Linked DNA regions of Mus musculus: region 1 is linked to region 2. The links are chromatin loops, found by intact Hi-C in ENCODE. Cell type or tissue: left cerebral cortex. All regions are shown on one strand.

Region 1 (8,000 bases), 57 kb after region 2:
GCTCAGGGGTTGTGTGTTTTTCCTGCTTGGTACATCCTGGTGTTTCTTGCTCAGCTTGGAGAGGATCCTGTACTTGCTTTCTGTTTGCTTGGTTTTGTTCCAGTTAGTTCACTGTTGAATTCTGTAGTGCATCAGTCTTCTCAGGTTGCTCCTATAGACTACCGTGGAGTTGGTGATGGAACAGACATTTATTTTCCAACACTTCTTCACTTGCAAGTGACTTCTCTGCTGTCTTCTACTGCTTTTCTCCTAGTGTCACTTCCTGGAAAGGACAACAGCTCTGTCTGATTAAGTCCTGTCCTTATGATGTCACTTAGCCCTAACTGTTTCCTTATAGAACCCTCTGTTGCAATGTGGACACACTGTGTGTAAAGAAGTTACATATGTGAATGTCTAAATGCTAATTTGTTTTCCTAACACATAGTATGGCTAGCCAATACTTAGCCCTATGTTCATCATGAGATGAATTCCTTTATTTGTTTAAAGCTTTAATAGAGCATGATTATTTCCCTGTAAACTAATAGCAACTTGGGCTTCTAACTCCAGAGACAGGCAGGGCATGGCAAGAGAGAAAACCACACAGAGGCATGGAGGAGTGGTTGTAGAGAGGCTGGTCCCCAGTTGCTCATTCTCAACAGCCCACAGAGTTCTCAGCTCTGAGAGTGGGAGAATTTGGCATTTGAGTATGCAGAGATGGAGGAGGCATGCAAAGCCAGAAATGTCCTGTGTGGGCTGCTAGCCTTCCCTGAGCACTAGAATACCCAGCAGCCAACCTGGGAAGGAGAAAGCTACAGGCCACAAGAAGACTCCCCCCAGCTCTGTTCCTAGCACCCCTCCCCCACATTGTCCAGGGAAGCCATTTCCTCATGCTAGAGTGCACTGCTATTTGGAGGATCTTCCAAGACACCTTGTGTCATCTAAACCCCCACCAAATCCCCTTTCCAGGAGACGTTCTGGAAATCGCTGTTCATAGGAGTCAAAGAGTACCAATCCAGACAAGATGAAAGATTTCTCCCCTCGGTAAATCTAACGAACTGGGCTCGGACCACCTGTCCTCAATACACCAATTAAGCAAGAGTTGTAAAAAGCAAAGAATGGGGGCTTTCTCAATGTGGCCATGATGAGTGAGAAGAGGACGAACTAAAGAAGCCCAGTGACCTCCCAGACAACCTCCTAGGTTTAGGAGACTCGAGGCTTAGGTTTCAGCAGAGAGCAAGAAATAGGCTCAGTTTAGCAATCCTGCCAAGGTGTGATCCTCCGATCATTGACCCATTCTGTCTGCTGAGCTTCCACCTCTCCTTCAAGGTAATTGGACCAGCTGCTGGGGCTCTGTGAGATCTGTTTTCAAGAGACAATTTCCTGCTGTGGCTGGCTCAGCCTTCCTCTTCTTCCAGCATCAGATTCCTGGGAATTCCAATTTTGGGGATTTCCGATTATTGTCTCAAGAGTCTGACCGACAAAGACAGGGATAGCAGTGTCTCTCTAGCATCCCCTCATGTCGTCAGAGCAGTTACAAATCCACAGGGCTCTCTGGATGTGGAGGGAGCTGGGAAGAATTACCCTGACATCTAGTCCAAGTATGTAGTTCTTACACGCGCACAGTTTGGATGGCCAGGGGACACGTAGAAATGATGGAGATATTTTGTTATCATACTGGGAGAGGGGTTTGTGCTATTAGCATCCACCAGTGCTCCCCAGCATCCTCCCACAAGGCACACAGAGCTCCTCCTCAGTAAGCAATCAGCCAGCCACAGTGCCAGCAGTGGCAAGGCTGAGAAAGACTGCCTTTAGCCAAATTTTAGGAATTCCCAGGGAGCTTGCAACTGGAAAATACTTCAAAAATATTAACAATTTAATTTTGTAGAAGCTATCATTTTAGACAAGCATACATTCATCCTCTAACTCCCAACTTGCTGGTTTGAATGCTTCTTTGAAATGGTTAGTGCATCAATCAATTTTCCTTTATGTTTGTTTTTTTGTTTTGTTTTGTTTTATTAGACAGCTCCCAAAACAGTCTGTTAAACTCCTCTGTCAGAACACCCAGGGTTCTCTGAAAAAAGCATGTGACATCCACAGCTGTCCTGGTTTGGTTATAGATTCACACTGTCATGTGGCCTCATTAAATTTTTAGCCTCGGCTGAAGATCCGAAGTCTATCCCTTGACTCAGAAGGCACTTTTCAGAGGGTGTTTTGAGGATTAATTAGTTAACTTTGGCAAGATGCTTTGAACAAGTACATTCTATATTCTATAATCATTGGGCAAATAGGCACCTTTTAGACACTATTACCTCGAGGCCCGACCCCTCACTTGCTTGAGCAGTTCCCTGGGAGCAAGCGAATTGGAGTAGGCAGTGGCCAACAGCCAAAAATCAGGAGCCTTATTGAAGACTGCTAGCTGAAGAGTCTCCTTGTATGATGAGAAAAACACTCCAAGGGAAGTTAAAAGCCTTTTGTAGTGACGGAAGACTTCTGAAGTGCGGTAAGTGAACCAGGACCGCCCCCACCCCCAACCCCCGGCCTGTTCGCTCATTTGTAATTATTGATCAGCTCCTACTCTTCCCTTTTCCCTCTTACAAAGAGCAGAGCCTGGTCAGGGACCGACCGCTCAAAACCCTCCCATGAGAGAGAGAAAAACACACACACACACACACACACATGTAACTTACATTCACGATGTTTTAGCTTCCGTGCAGACGTTTTAATTCTCTATATGGGAAGGATGTGTATGAATGCAGGTGTCCTTAGAGGTCATAGGCATGAGATTCCCCTGCAGCTGTTGTTACACATAGTCGTGAGCTCTCCAATGTGCTGAGAATTGAACTCAGGTCCTCTGCAAGAGCAGCGCATGCTCGTAACCATGGAGCCAACTCTCCAGCCCCTATGCAGACTTGACCTTTAAAAAATATATTCCTAGCTGGTCGGTGGCACACGCCTTTAATCCCAGCACTCGGGAGACAGAGGCAGGCGGATTTTTGAGTTTGAGGCCAGTCTGGTCTACAAAGTGAGTTCCAGAACAGCCAGGGCTATACAGAGAAACCCTGTCTCGAAAAACAAACAGACAAAACAAAACAAAAACAAAAACAAAAACAAAAACAAAAACAAAAAGTATATTCCTCCAGGAAGCGGGGGACCGGGAAAGGGGATTATGTTTGAAATGTAAATAAAGAAATATTCCAGTACAAAATAAAAAATATTTACTTATTTAATTTTTTAAAAGCAACGGCAACAAATTTATTTTTATTTTATGTGTCTGTCTATGTGACTGGGATTCACAGGTGCCATAGGTGGCTAGGATGGCTGGTTGCCACCTCCTTATGGTGCCTGCCTGCCATAAAAGCTTAGTCCACAGGGAGGAGGCATTCAAGTAGGTGTGAGCTCAGGTAAATCTTCTTTTTCTTCTTTTTATCATTTGCATTGCACTTATTGTCATTTGTAATTTTTAATTTTTACACAATATTTTTTATTATTTGGGAATTTTACATTATGAACCCAGATCACATTCACTTCTCAGTCCTCACAGTCCTCCCTTGTGACCTCAATCCAGAAGAAGAAGAAGAAGAAGAAGGAGAAGGAGAAGGAGAAGGAGGGGGAGGGGGAGGGGGAGGGGGAGGGGGAGGGGGAGGGGGAGGGGGAGGGAAATGACAATGAAGACAAAGAAGACAAGTCAAAAGTCAATATGTGTTGACCATTGGAGCATGGTCAGACTCCCAATGGCATCCCCCTTAAAGAAAACTGTATGCAACTGTACCATGTGCATGCCTGGTGACCACAGAGGCCAGAAGAAGACATCAAATGCCCTGGAACTAGAGTTATGGGTGCCTGTGGCAGCTGTGTAAGTGTTGGAATTGAAAATTTCCTTTTCCTTATAGCCTTAATTTTTATAGCCACTATCTGCTGCACTTGCAAGCTCCTTTTGATTTGGGCAAAAAGCAATTTTTGCCACTGTGTGTCAGGTACTGTGCTTGGAACCTATCTCATCCTCCAACACCTGTTAAGATAGGTATGGTTTTGTCCAGTTGACGTATAGCAGCATGGACGAGTCCTTGAGGTTACTCTGTTGATTACGGTCACCAAGCTGGGAAATGAGAATCATCCCCCAGTTGTTTCAAAGTTAGTGCTGTAGTATTTCAGCATCTCAAGCCAGGACAAACCTGTGCATCCCCCTTTTCCCACTTGGCTTTCATCCCCAAAGGAGTTGAATAGGGAAGATAGCACACTTGTCTCTTTTCAGATAAAGGGGATGTTTCCCAGCGCTTGAAAACTGGCTTCCACGCAGACTCCTTGACCATGAACCCACTAGCGCCACCTACCAGCAGCTGCCTAGTACTGCATTCTTCTTTCTCTTGGGGCTGCCCTGGGTGAGTCCTTCCCTGGCTCCCTTTGGTTTGGGTGGATTGTTTGTGAAGCCCAAACCATCACTCTCTGTTCCCCTTGCTGTCTCCTTGTCCCTGTGTACCTTGGAAGCACTAGTTGCTCTGCAGGGACTCAACTTGGGCATTCTTTTCAACCTCTATCAGTGACTTCATCTCTTTCTCCGGCTTAGATCAGTAGTTCCTAAACTTTGTGGGGGATTAGAATCACCGTGGGAGCCTTTAAATGTCCTAGACTGCTCGATAGATGAATTAGCTCAGCAGTGCTGATAATCAGGACGTTTTTCACTTTATTTTTTCAAAGCTCTCTGGGCGATTCTAAAGTGCAGTCAGACGTGAGACCCAGACACATGAGTCATGTCCTGTGCGTTCTTGGGTGACAGCTTATAAACTCCTCCCTCCACATGAGGCCTGTATCTCTGTTTCTAGTTTCCCCCGGACCCTGAACGTCCAAATTTAGCAAGTGAAAACGCAGAGGGTCCAGTCATACTCATGTTTCTCATAGGATGCATACTAAAAAAAAAAAAAAAAAAAAAAAAAAAAAGTATTGGCTATTTACCCAAAATACCTGCTGTGTCACATCTGGCAACCCCTGCTAAGGAAAACATGACTTCTCTGAGTTTCCCCTTAGTTGGAAAGGCTTTCCTGTGAGCCCAGGAACAAGCCTTAGCTTTCTCTGACACACCTTCTCCCCTGTCTCTTTGATTCCTGCCCTGTGAGGATGGGCCACTTTACACATCTTTTCTCGGCTCATACTGATGCCTTGGTCTTTTCTCATCACCTGGGTCTTTGAGGATTTTACAGTAACAACACTGAATCCTACACTCCATCCTTTGATGATCCAGGTTCCGTTATTTCCCAAAATATCCTCATGAAACACTGAGCTGATTCTGCACTTGGACCTGTAAAGGCCACTCATTAACGAGGAACAATGCAGAATATACTCTAGATTGCACAGCCCTGAAGGACGTTTCAGAAGGGCTCCCTGGCAGAGCCCAAGTACTGGGGGCAGTCTAAGAAAACCGTGTATCAGCATGAGTCTTCTACTTAGATTGGGATACCTGATCTTTTCCAACAAACTTCTAACCATTCAGGGAAAGCAGAAACCATGTCTTCCCAGAGTCGTTCTTGCTGATTTCTATCTGCATTTCCTAAAGACCTCTCTTACAGTTCCTGCTTGCTTAAACCCATCCTCCTCATCTTCCCCAGCACGTCAGACCTGGGATTGGTATACTAGGATTTTCACTGGTACCATTGCTTCCGACTTGTGTTCTCCTGATATGATTGGGTGTGTTGTATAGGTTGATAGTTATGAGTGTGTGTGTGCATGTCGGTGCAAACATACAGGTGCTTCCTCAATTGTTTTCCACCGTAATTTTTTGAGACAGTCCCTCCCTGAACCTGGAGGTTGCCACTTTGGGGAAGCTGGCTGGCTGCAAGGGCTCACGTCTCTAGCACAGGGATTATAGCTTTGTATTCTGCTCTACATTTTATAGGGGTGCTGGTGATCAAAGCTTAGACCCGAACTCTTCTGCAGCAGGCACTTACAGGCTGAGACACCCCCCTAGCCCAATGTGACCATTACAAAGTAGGTTGGCTTTTGCTACCAGTGTTGCTGTGTGGTTCCTTCCCCATAGTCCCTAGCTGTCCCCAGCATGTACTGCTTCATAGCACACCAACAGAGATTGTGCTAGCCTAGCTGGAAGCTGAATTTTTGTGCCCATGGGCTTTCAATGAGCAATGGAACCAGCTCTTTCCATTAAGTAGCAAACTGGCACTTCTGGGGAATTAAATACCAACTCAACAGCCTTAACTACCGTGGCAAGTCCTGGGTACACAGCCTCACTGTTTCTCCAAGTTCCCCGCTTAGATGCAATTGCATGAGGTGCCTGTTTGCTTGTTAGGTCTCTATGCATTGATTTTTCATAGATCTTTCTTGTCTAACCTTTTGCCCTTTCTAATAACTACCCAAGTCAACTGCTCACCTTTGGAGCCTTAACGTAAAGTCGGTTTGTGGAGGAAGCTCTCATTCATATTTTTGGCATGTTAGCTCATTAACATAAAATTACCCAGTGATGGGGAAACGTGAAATTTGAAAGAATACATAGATTCAAGAGGTTCATGAGTCTACAAGACTTTTTGTTCCTTACTGGAGTCCTGGCTTAAAACTCCAGAGATGATTTGTTATAAGCTATTTGTGCCATGCTCCTGCAGCCTCTAGCATCCCTTCAAGTGTCCCTACAACCACAAAAGAGGAGACTTGGGAATCATGTTATGGTCAGAGATGACTGAGCTGAGTGGTCATCAGACTGACACTAGACTAATAAAATCATTATCATCAGGAACATGGGGTTAATAATTAAACATTCCAGTGCCAACACAGTCAGGGGCCTGGGGAGATGGCATGGTCATAAGGCGATTGCTGTATAAGCATGAAGACCTGAGTTCACACCCCCAGAACCCACATTAAAGAGCTGGGCATGGCAGTGTACACCTGTTATCCTAGGGCTGAACAGAGACAGGAGGATTCCTGGGACTAGTTGACTAACCAGCAGAACAAACTGGTGAGCTCCAGGTTCAGCAAGAGACTCTTGTCTCAAAAAATTATGTGGAATGCAATCAAGGAAGACATTCAACGTGCTCCTTCACCCTTAATCTTCACTATCTTAGCTTTAACCATCAGCTTGACACAGTTCAGAAGAGAGTCTCTACCGAAGGATTATTGAGAGTTGACTAGCCTACAACTCTGATTGTCTTGATTTTTGGTTGATGTAAGAAGGCTCAGTCTACTATGTATGGCACCATCCCTAGGCAGGTGGTCCTGAACTGTGTAAGAAAGCTGGTTGAATATAATCTGGCATGAGAGAAAGTTAGTAAGCAGCATCCTTCATGAATCCTGCTGTATCTCTTTCTTTGGCTGTGAGGTGAGTTTCTTGGTTGGAAGTAACGTTGTCTGGGAGAGCAAGAGGTTTGCCCCACCTATTTCCTCTGATTCCCATCAGTCAAGGACTGTAACCTATCAGCTGAAATGCATCCTTTCTTCCTAAGTTGCTTTTGGTCATAGTAGTTGTCATAGCAACAAAGTGAATCTCTCTCTCTCTCTCTCTCTCTCACACACACACACACACACACACACACACACACACACACACCCCAAAAGAGAGAAGAGAGTGCCATCTCAGTCCCTGACTGTGTTTCAGCTCCTCCTTGACGCTCAGCTTCCATTCTCCATGGCTTCTGAGAGGCAGCCACTGTGCCCTAATGCTAGGTTTTTCCTTTCCAGCACTGTAGCTTGCTCAAGATGGCTTCCAGTCCTTAGTACCAAAGGGTCCTAATGAATAAAATTCCCATGGAGCTTGCTACCAAACAAAAGAAATATCCTTTACTGTACTTTCTTAGTGGAATATTTTTGTCTAGACCACTCAGATGACCAACAGTAAGAGCTCGGAGCCACGCTTGGGCTGCTGGGTAAAGCTGTGTGGAGAGGTTCAAGGCTGTGGTTTTGTTTTCTAAGGAACTTTTCTTTGTTGATTTTCTTTCTGTAGCCAGACAACTGGGCATGTTTGATGCTACTTCACTTCTTATAGCACTTTCTGTCTGAACTCTGCAGCATAAGTGGGTGCTCTAACC
Region 2 (8,000 bases):
CTTCCCTAAATCTTTTTATATGTTAATTAACTCAGCAAAAATGATGGTTTTTTTCCCCTGATCGAAATCAGCTGATCCTAATCACTTTTTCACAGATGATGTCAGTTAGCCAAAGAAGGTGAAAGAACATGGTGTTGGAATTCAACCAGGACAGAGGCTCTCAAAGATTTTGTGTTATTTAGTTGCCTTAATCTTAAAAAGCCAGCCTTGCTGCTTTTTCATTCATTCATTCATTTCATTTATTAATGCAGACACTGAGTTGCAAAAGACTCCAAAGTGACCTGCCCGCATTTGCCTCACTTGCAACAGTAACACTCCTTCTGCTCCGTCATAAGTTTTTAAAATTACGAGACTGTTATCTTGGCTTCAGAAACACTGAGAAATTGTGTTAGTGCTGCAGGTCTCTGCCCCCCTGAGGTGGGTAGGGGGACACTGGGACTGCACTTGTATTTTTTAATGAGGTCTTATCTGAGAGCTACTCCGTCAGACCAGGGTAGCCTCAGTTTGGTGATAGGAGGAGCCTTGCCAGACAGTGCCCCCAACTTCTCAGAGGACCTGTGACTCTAGCCATGCCTCACCAGCAGTGTGTATGTTAGCACTGCTCATCTGAGCGGCTCCCTCCTTCCTCACCAGCCCCCACTGCTTCCTGTTGTTTTCGCTGATTTAGCAGGGCTTCAGAACTGACAAGTGACTTCCCGGAGAGTTGAAACCATCAGGCTACATCAGAATCGCTTTTCAGAACCAAGCTGAAGTGTCTGCAGAGACATCCCATCCCAAATGTAGCTTTGGCATCTGTGCAGGTGAAATCAACCGCCTGCTCAAACAAGAAAATAAATAAATAAATAAATAAATAAATAAATAAATAAATAAAGAGGTGGCAGTGGGAGAAAAGATGACTTTTCAAACACCAGTGTGTGCTTGTTTTCCTTTCTCACCCCCCTTCCCCACACTTGTCTGGTAACAGGGACCCCATAAGCCTCCCTCTGATTGCTGCTCACTTTCCTAGAAGTGATGAGATCACTGGTTCCTTCCGGCTCTAGCCCTACCCCCATAAGGACAGGGTCTGAGGACAGCCCACCAGGTTCAGCCACCACCTTTGTCTCCTTTGCCTTTTTCCTTCTCCCTTAACTGTCTTTTCTTTCTCTCGGCTTTGTGAAATTTCCCTTGTTCCTTCCAAATGGCATACTTACCTCTCCAGAGCCCAGTCCAAACCCAGGTTGTTTCCAGAAGCCAAGTTAGGAGGCTGCTTAGATGACTGACAGATACCAAGATGAGTGCTGATGATCGGAGGATCCTAGACCAACTTGAACTCGGGCTCCGATTTTAGCCTCCTCTGCTGCCGAAAGAACATTCATCTTTGTGTTGAGCTCATCCAAGCTAAAGAAGGCATTCCTTTGCCTGAAATACATAGGGGGGAGAAAAAAGACAGAAAGGTGTGGGGGGGGGGGAATAAATTTAACCATGCTGTCCTTTAAAACTAAATATATACCCCTTTCTCTGTTCTGATTGGTCCATTTCCGTTGACAAGTGGATCGTGAGGAAAGGGAATATCCTGAACTTAATTGTAAGTTAAGTCTCCCTTAATCCAGAAGAGCATTTGAGATTCTGTCCAAGTGTTCAATTTCCCAGGCCGCTGAGGTCTGTGAATTTCTTTTCCCAGCCTCCAGGCTGCTGCAGTACAAGTCAGCATAGCTAATGCAGATAGATCTCCTGCCTCTCGCTCTCCTCCTCCCTCGCCTTTGATTCGATATGAACAGCCTGGTAACTCCGATGCTGGGGAGAAATCTGACATAACTCTGCAGATGACTAGGTGGCCATGAAACACCTGGGGATTGTTCTTTAAGAAAAGGTAACATTTATATGCTAATGATGTCTTCCCCCCACCCCCTTTGTTGCATTTTTTTCCTAGGGCTACCAGTTCCCAAGAAGAGCCCAAAGTCGGTAAGGACTTGTCATTTACTTGGTGCTTGGAGGGGGAGGGGGAAGCGGGGAGACCCCATCGGGAGGAAGGTAAGCCGCCCGGGTTCACCTGACTAAATGTGCTTTTAGATTGGTTGCGGGATCCAGGAGCTTAGGCTCGTTTTATTAAGTTCTGGAATACGTTTGATATCGATGGTCTTGGGGTTTGTCTTTTAACTATGTAGAGATGTAGAAGCAGGATGCAAAAGCCAGGAGGATTGAAATAATGCAGTGTGGCTTCTGTACACAGATGCTCGCAACTCCTTTGAATGGGCGAGTTTCTGAGCGGTTTCAACTTGATACAAATGCTATTGTTTCCTTTGGGGGAGGAAGAGAGAGAAAAGGCTCCACCTGCTTGCTCACTGGCTTCTCAACTGGTGTTCGCAGGGCAGCCGTTCACATGGCTACCGGCTCTCTCCAAGCTTCCTTATGCACGCGATAGTTATTTTGTGAATAATTATTTTTCACAAAACCAAACGCCCATGGGTTTAGAGGAGAATTGCTATGCCTGTATATGTCCGTGCTCTCAGATAACAGTGTTCACTGCCCAACACTAAGAATAAGACATTTCCTTGCTAGGGAAATGTCCTTTGTTGTTTTGCTAGCTTTAGCAGCATTATGCTGCAGGTATGGGATTCTTTTAAAAAAAAAAAAAATCAATGTTTTGCTGTCCTTTCTAATCTGGTTTCCATGAAGATGCATTACCTACTTGGCATGCTGGCTAATAACCTAGAGGCTATAGTGTTTTGCTTGGTCGTATGAGCTTTTACTCCCAGGGCACTAACAACAAATTAAAATGCTACTTAAAAACTCCAGACCTGTGACTTGAATGCCTGTGAAATTGAACGAGGTGGCAGGAGGGCCTCGAGTCATTAATATTAGGATGAAGAAGGGGGACTTCCTTGTAACTTAGAAGATTTGAGAACGGGGAAATGTGTGGCTTTGTGCCATCTCCGGAGGAAGAGGACCTTTAAAACTTTGCAGCTTCGACTGCTGCAGCCGAATTCTTTCCACCTGTCTGCAAGCAGGCAGAAGTTTATTAAGGAGGGGGCTGCGTGCGTTCTGAAACGCAACTCCCTAGTTCTGCAAAGAGAAAAACCAGCGGTAATCGGTGTGGCTCTGATGGCACGCACGGTACCGTGGCCACTGGAACACTGACATCGGGGGCTGCTTCCCGTGTCAGTTTGTGTTAATGTCCAGGCAGGAAAGCGCAGAGATGCGTGCGCATGTGTTTATCGCCGTCCCTGGGTCATTGTCAGAAACCCATTCGGCCCTCAGACAAATCAAAGGCAGCTGGAAGATGTGTCTCCTGAGCCTGAGTTAGTGTGAGCTTTCCTTTTTCTCCCCACCATGGCCACGCTGTGCTGGTGCACGGGCCTGTTTTACACATCCCACAGGCTGTGGAATCTTGACAAGGGAGGCTTTGCACTAACAGCAAGATTTCAGGTAGCAAGGTGTTCTCTAGCACCTAGTATTGAGCATGCACAGAGCCCATGTTCATGAAGTCAGTTAAGAGAATTCGCTGGCAGTTTATTTTTGTAGTTACCATGTCATTAGTGAGCAACAAGCCAATTACTTGGGTTGCATTCCTAGGAAAAAGCTCTCTTAACTGCTTTGCCCACAGTCTGCTGGCTCCTAATTACCACAAGCTAAGAGGGTGTGTGCTGCTGGATTTAAGAGCAGGTTCGCAGCTTGGGGCTTGTCCTTACCTGGGTCCTGCTTCAGGACAGGGACGGCAGCTTGCATGGCATGCTGGCACGCTGGCAGCTGCTGCACATGATGAAGGGACTATCAGCCAAGGGCTGCTGTTGGCAGGAGAGCATTGCAAACATCTGTGATCAGTGGGGGCTTGTACAGGTGGGTGGAAAGCTGTTTCCCTTTCCCCAGTTTGAATGTGGATGGTACCCTGCCAGCGGGCCAGATGATGGTGGGATGTTTTCAGTGGGGTTGGAGGGAATCCACAGGGATGCTGGGTGTCCAGGTGCTGGATGAGCCGCTCAGGTGGTGACAGATAGTGTCAGTTCTATAGGCTGCATAGTTAGTTAAAGGTGTAGCGGTGGTGCCTGGGTTGTAGTCCCTGTGGATTCCACCCCAGCTCTGTGACTAGAATCTGAGTCAGGTCCACACTATTGGCTGCCTGCTGAGGTTCTGACACGCTTGGCTTCCCCCGATGATGGACAGGGTCCCTGTATTCCCATACTTTTTCTTTCTTTCTTAATGTTTTCAATAATTGGGCAGTTGAGGTTTTATTAGGGCAGAAGGGTTTAGCATATTAATGTTGTTTTACCTCCTGGATTGTCCCTACAGCTTACTCTGAATAAGTAACTTACTAGATTTAGTTTAAATGACGTTTGTGGGTTTTGTATACTCTTGCAGGAGATTGATGGTACCTCAGTAACATTTTATTAATTTAATACCTGGATTTCTACATCATAGATTTTTCTACCACATTGCAGTAAAATAAATAAATAAATAAATAAATAAATAAGACACATTTGCTGTGGAGTTTTAGACTTCTCTGAAAAACTTGTGCTGTAACCCAACTTAGTCATTCTGAGGAGAAACTTGAATTGCCAGTGCAAATTGCATACAGAGATCTTGAGAGTGTAGGGATTTCTGAATTCTAAATTGCACAGCAAACATTGTAAGTCAGATCCACCCGTGTTCCTGCTGGGTTACCTCCCACAGTCTCTGTTCTCCTATTGTTGAACTTTCCATTTCTTTACCTGTTCACCAGTCTTGTGCCCATCCATACATTTCTCTTCCTCTTTCTCAACCATTTATCCATCCTGTCATTCAGCACATGTAGTAGTGAGGACCACTAAGTGTGGAACTTGGAATGAGACATTGGAAGTGGAAATGTTTAATGACTGTCTTCTAAGTGATAATAATAGCATGGGTATCCGGGAACTAAGACAGAAAATATCCCTGCCTCCCAGCAACTGGGGAGTGAAATAGATACCACAGCATAGACAGGCCTGTCTAGACCCTCTCCTCGTGGGGATTAAAGTCTGCTGAGCGCAGGTGTGGAGAGTTGAAGCAGAACTGAGTGTATACCTTATGCTGCTCATGCTCTCAGTCACAAGGACCTAAGTTGAGTGTCTTACAGAGCCCAGACCCAAGGTAGAATGAAGAACTGTGGCCAAGAACACCCACAGTGTTAAGACCAGTGGCGAGGTGATGTCTTCAAGGTAGCAATAGAAAGCTTCACTCCATCATTTCCATTCCTTTTACCTGTAAGCGATGCTGAAGGAAATTTCTGGAAGGAGTCATTCATTAACACATGTGAGGAGGACACAAGACCTCTTAGCTGGCAGCCGCCCTGGTGACCCCTTGCCTGAATCACCCTCTGTGACATGATCTACCTCTCACACTGCACTCCTAGGCTTCACAATCCCAAAGCCACCACATGATCTCGTCACAGCTTCTACAGGCCTCGAGAAGTAGTGAGGACGTAGATGAAGAAAGGAATAGGTGGACTTCGAATTATCTTCTGGCCTCTTACCTCCCACCTCAGTGAACAGCCCATGGGAGCCTCTACAAGTATACACTGTCCATCTTGCCAAATTCCTTATATTTTTATGTGACTCAAATTTCCTATTTCTGTCCAGCCAGTGTTCTATGCCTTCACCCATCTGTGAGACAGAATTTGATTGAGAGGCAAGAGATATAGGAAAGAGGCCGAGGGAAGAGAAGCTGGAGCTCTGGGCATCTTCACACCTCTGATGACCTTGGCCTCATACCTCAGCCGCACTTGGATCTGCTCCTGTTGTCCATGCAAATCGCTGCAGTGGCCTTGGGTCTTGGCAGATACATCAACTGTAAATAATTTGGCTTTAAAATGGATCAATTTGTCATCTTTAAGCCACATGAATTCTTTCCATCATCTAAGCTCCTAAGTGCTGTCTGTATTCATTTGTTCTCCCGAGCAAATATTTTCAGTTTACTTCATAAGAGCCTCCATTTCTAACTCATTCTGTGAAATCCTGATGAGGTAAATTTTTTCCCCATTTCCATTTATACAAACCACCGCGCCTTCCCAATTTCCCTGACCTGACAGTAAGTAGTATGAGAGAATCATTCATTTTAGAGAGATAGGTACAATTTCATTCTAAAAGGCTTTGTGATACAAGTTCATGGCCAAGGACTCTTAAGGAGATTTTAAAATTAAGCCCATTTTCTTCTTCTAAGTTGGTGGAGATTTGAGATTGAGGAATGAAAATCTTAGTTCAGAAATCTCAGCCCAGTGACATCAGCATGGGTGACGTGTCTGGGTGCATAGCACACGCCCTGACCATGAACTCAAGCTGGGCTGTCTTGAGGACAATGCAGTGTCTCTAAGCTGGGGGCTTGCTGCTTTGTGTCTAAGGTGCCTTATCCTCCCTCCTCTCTCCCTGGTCAGCATTGTGTCTCCTCCATCATACCTTTGTCCCAGTAGAAGCTATCTCAGTGCAGAGCAACAGTGAACTTCACACTAGCCCATCTGCTCCCAGTCTTTTCTCTATATCTGTCCCCAACCTAGGAGCCTGACCAAACTTCCCAGAAGTACATTAACTCTAATGCACTCCTATTTTGAGTGCATAAATGGATTCTTGCTCTAAAGTTAAGAATGAAGCCAGTGCTTACAGTACCACACAAGGCTCTTGCATTTTCTGGCTCCTAGGTCCATGTCCAGCTCCTTCATCCAATCGCTATTCATTCTACATAGTCCAAGCTCACATTTTGTGTGAGGACTTAGCCCAAGCTGGGTCCATTGCCAAAATACTCTTCTCTACACCCATCCATAAAGCCTGCTACCCAAAGGACATTGCGGTACATTGCTTTAAATGTATTCTGAATGCTTGATTCATTTAATCTCCATCTGCACACATACTTTTATACTCGGATATAAATTCCAGGCAATTAGGTAACATCTTTTTATTTATCTGTTGTTTTTCTTATTGTCTGGCACAGTGTAGATTATTCATTTGTATTTGTTGGTCGAGCAAATAAATATGTTGCAGGTGATCGCTGCAGGAGGGCCTTGTCTGATATCATGTTATGGCACTGTTTCTCTTCATCCATGCACACACAGGCTTCCTTTAACAGGACTACAGCCACAACCTTACAGCTGCTTGTCTTTGAGCAAGTGCCTCACTTAGAGAAATGAGATGGAGGTAGCACACGCCTATAACCCCAGTACTCCAGAGGCAGAGACAGGAGAATCCAGAGTTTGTGCTTAGCCTGGGCTACACAGTAAAGCTTGCTTGCTTGCTTACTTGCTTGCTTGCTTGCTTGCTTTTTTTTTTTCTTTTTCTTTTTTGTTTTGTTTTGTTTTGTTTTGGGTTTTTTTGGTGTTTCAAGACAGGGTTTCTCTGTATAGCCCTGGCTGTCCTGGAACTCACTTTGTAGACCAGGCTGGCCTCGAACTCAGAAATCCGCCTGCCTCTGCCTCCCGAGTGCTGGGATTAAAGGCGTGCGCCACCACGCCCGGCTCATAGTAAAGCTTTCTTACACACAAACACACACACACACACACACACACACACACACACACACCGAATGATTTTAGTTTGAGAGCTTTATATAAATGGTGTTTTCCCCTTGACCAGTTTTGAACTCTAATAAAGGATGTCATTGAAAATGAAAAACATTTTGAAACATTTGAACATATGCACACAGAGTACAAGTCCAAAAACCCTAAGATTTCCATTATAGAATGCATCTTCTTTAAATTGAGGGGATGTGGTTGGTTTTAAAATTAAGCATAAGCCAGAGCTAAATCTTACCAAGGTGCAGATTCAGAAAGCCTCCAGATGACCGGGCCATAGTCCTCCAGTATGTCACCAAGTCAAGCCAGTGAGTGAGAGTTCTGTGGTATGGTTTTTGGACCACATTCTCCATACTTTTGGAAATTCCCCTCACTGGTATTTTCCAACTGAGATGCCACTTTGGATGACATTAAAGGGACTCCCAGAGGCACAGTTGGACAGAAATGCAGCTTTGTGCCTCTCATTTTGTTTTAAATCAGACCTCAAAGAGGTCTTGCTGGTGAGGTGAGG

The links. Peaks named below come from ENCODE experiments on the same cell type or tissue, not always from the same donor. Only the 100,000 strongest peaks of a DNase experiment are listed, where the experiment ranks them.
Region 1: it touches region 2 in a loop (2.1-fold over the local background); 4 of 42 quality-filtered maps call a loop at or near these places.

What each region holds. Positions count from the first base shown.
Region 1 is chr6:93,654,096-93,662,095 of GRCm38, reverse strand. No RefSeq gene overlaps it. Among named protein-coding and RNA genes, the nearest start is that of Gm23035, 140 kb to the left of the region's middle. In left cerebral cortex, a CTCF peak has its summit at 4,313; DNase peaks (open chromatin) are centred at 128, 687, 1,357 and 4,308; H3K27ac peaks cover 638 bases.
Region 2 is chr6:93,711,181-93,719,180 of GRCm38, reverse strand. Magi1 (membrane associated guanylate kinase, WW and PDZ domain containing 1) reads left to right here. Exons shown (of 24, transcript NM_001029850.4): 13 at 1,910-1,941. Among named protein-coding and RNA genes, the nearest start is that of Gm23035, 79 kb to the left of the region's middle. In left cerebral cortex, no CTCF peak of the experiment used is centred here; DNase peaks (open chromatin) are centred at 1,645, 2,226, 3,281, 3,741 and 2 more places; H3K4me3 peaks cover 2,402 bases; H3K27ac peaks cover 2,047 bases.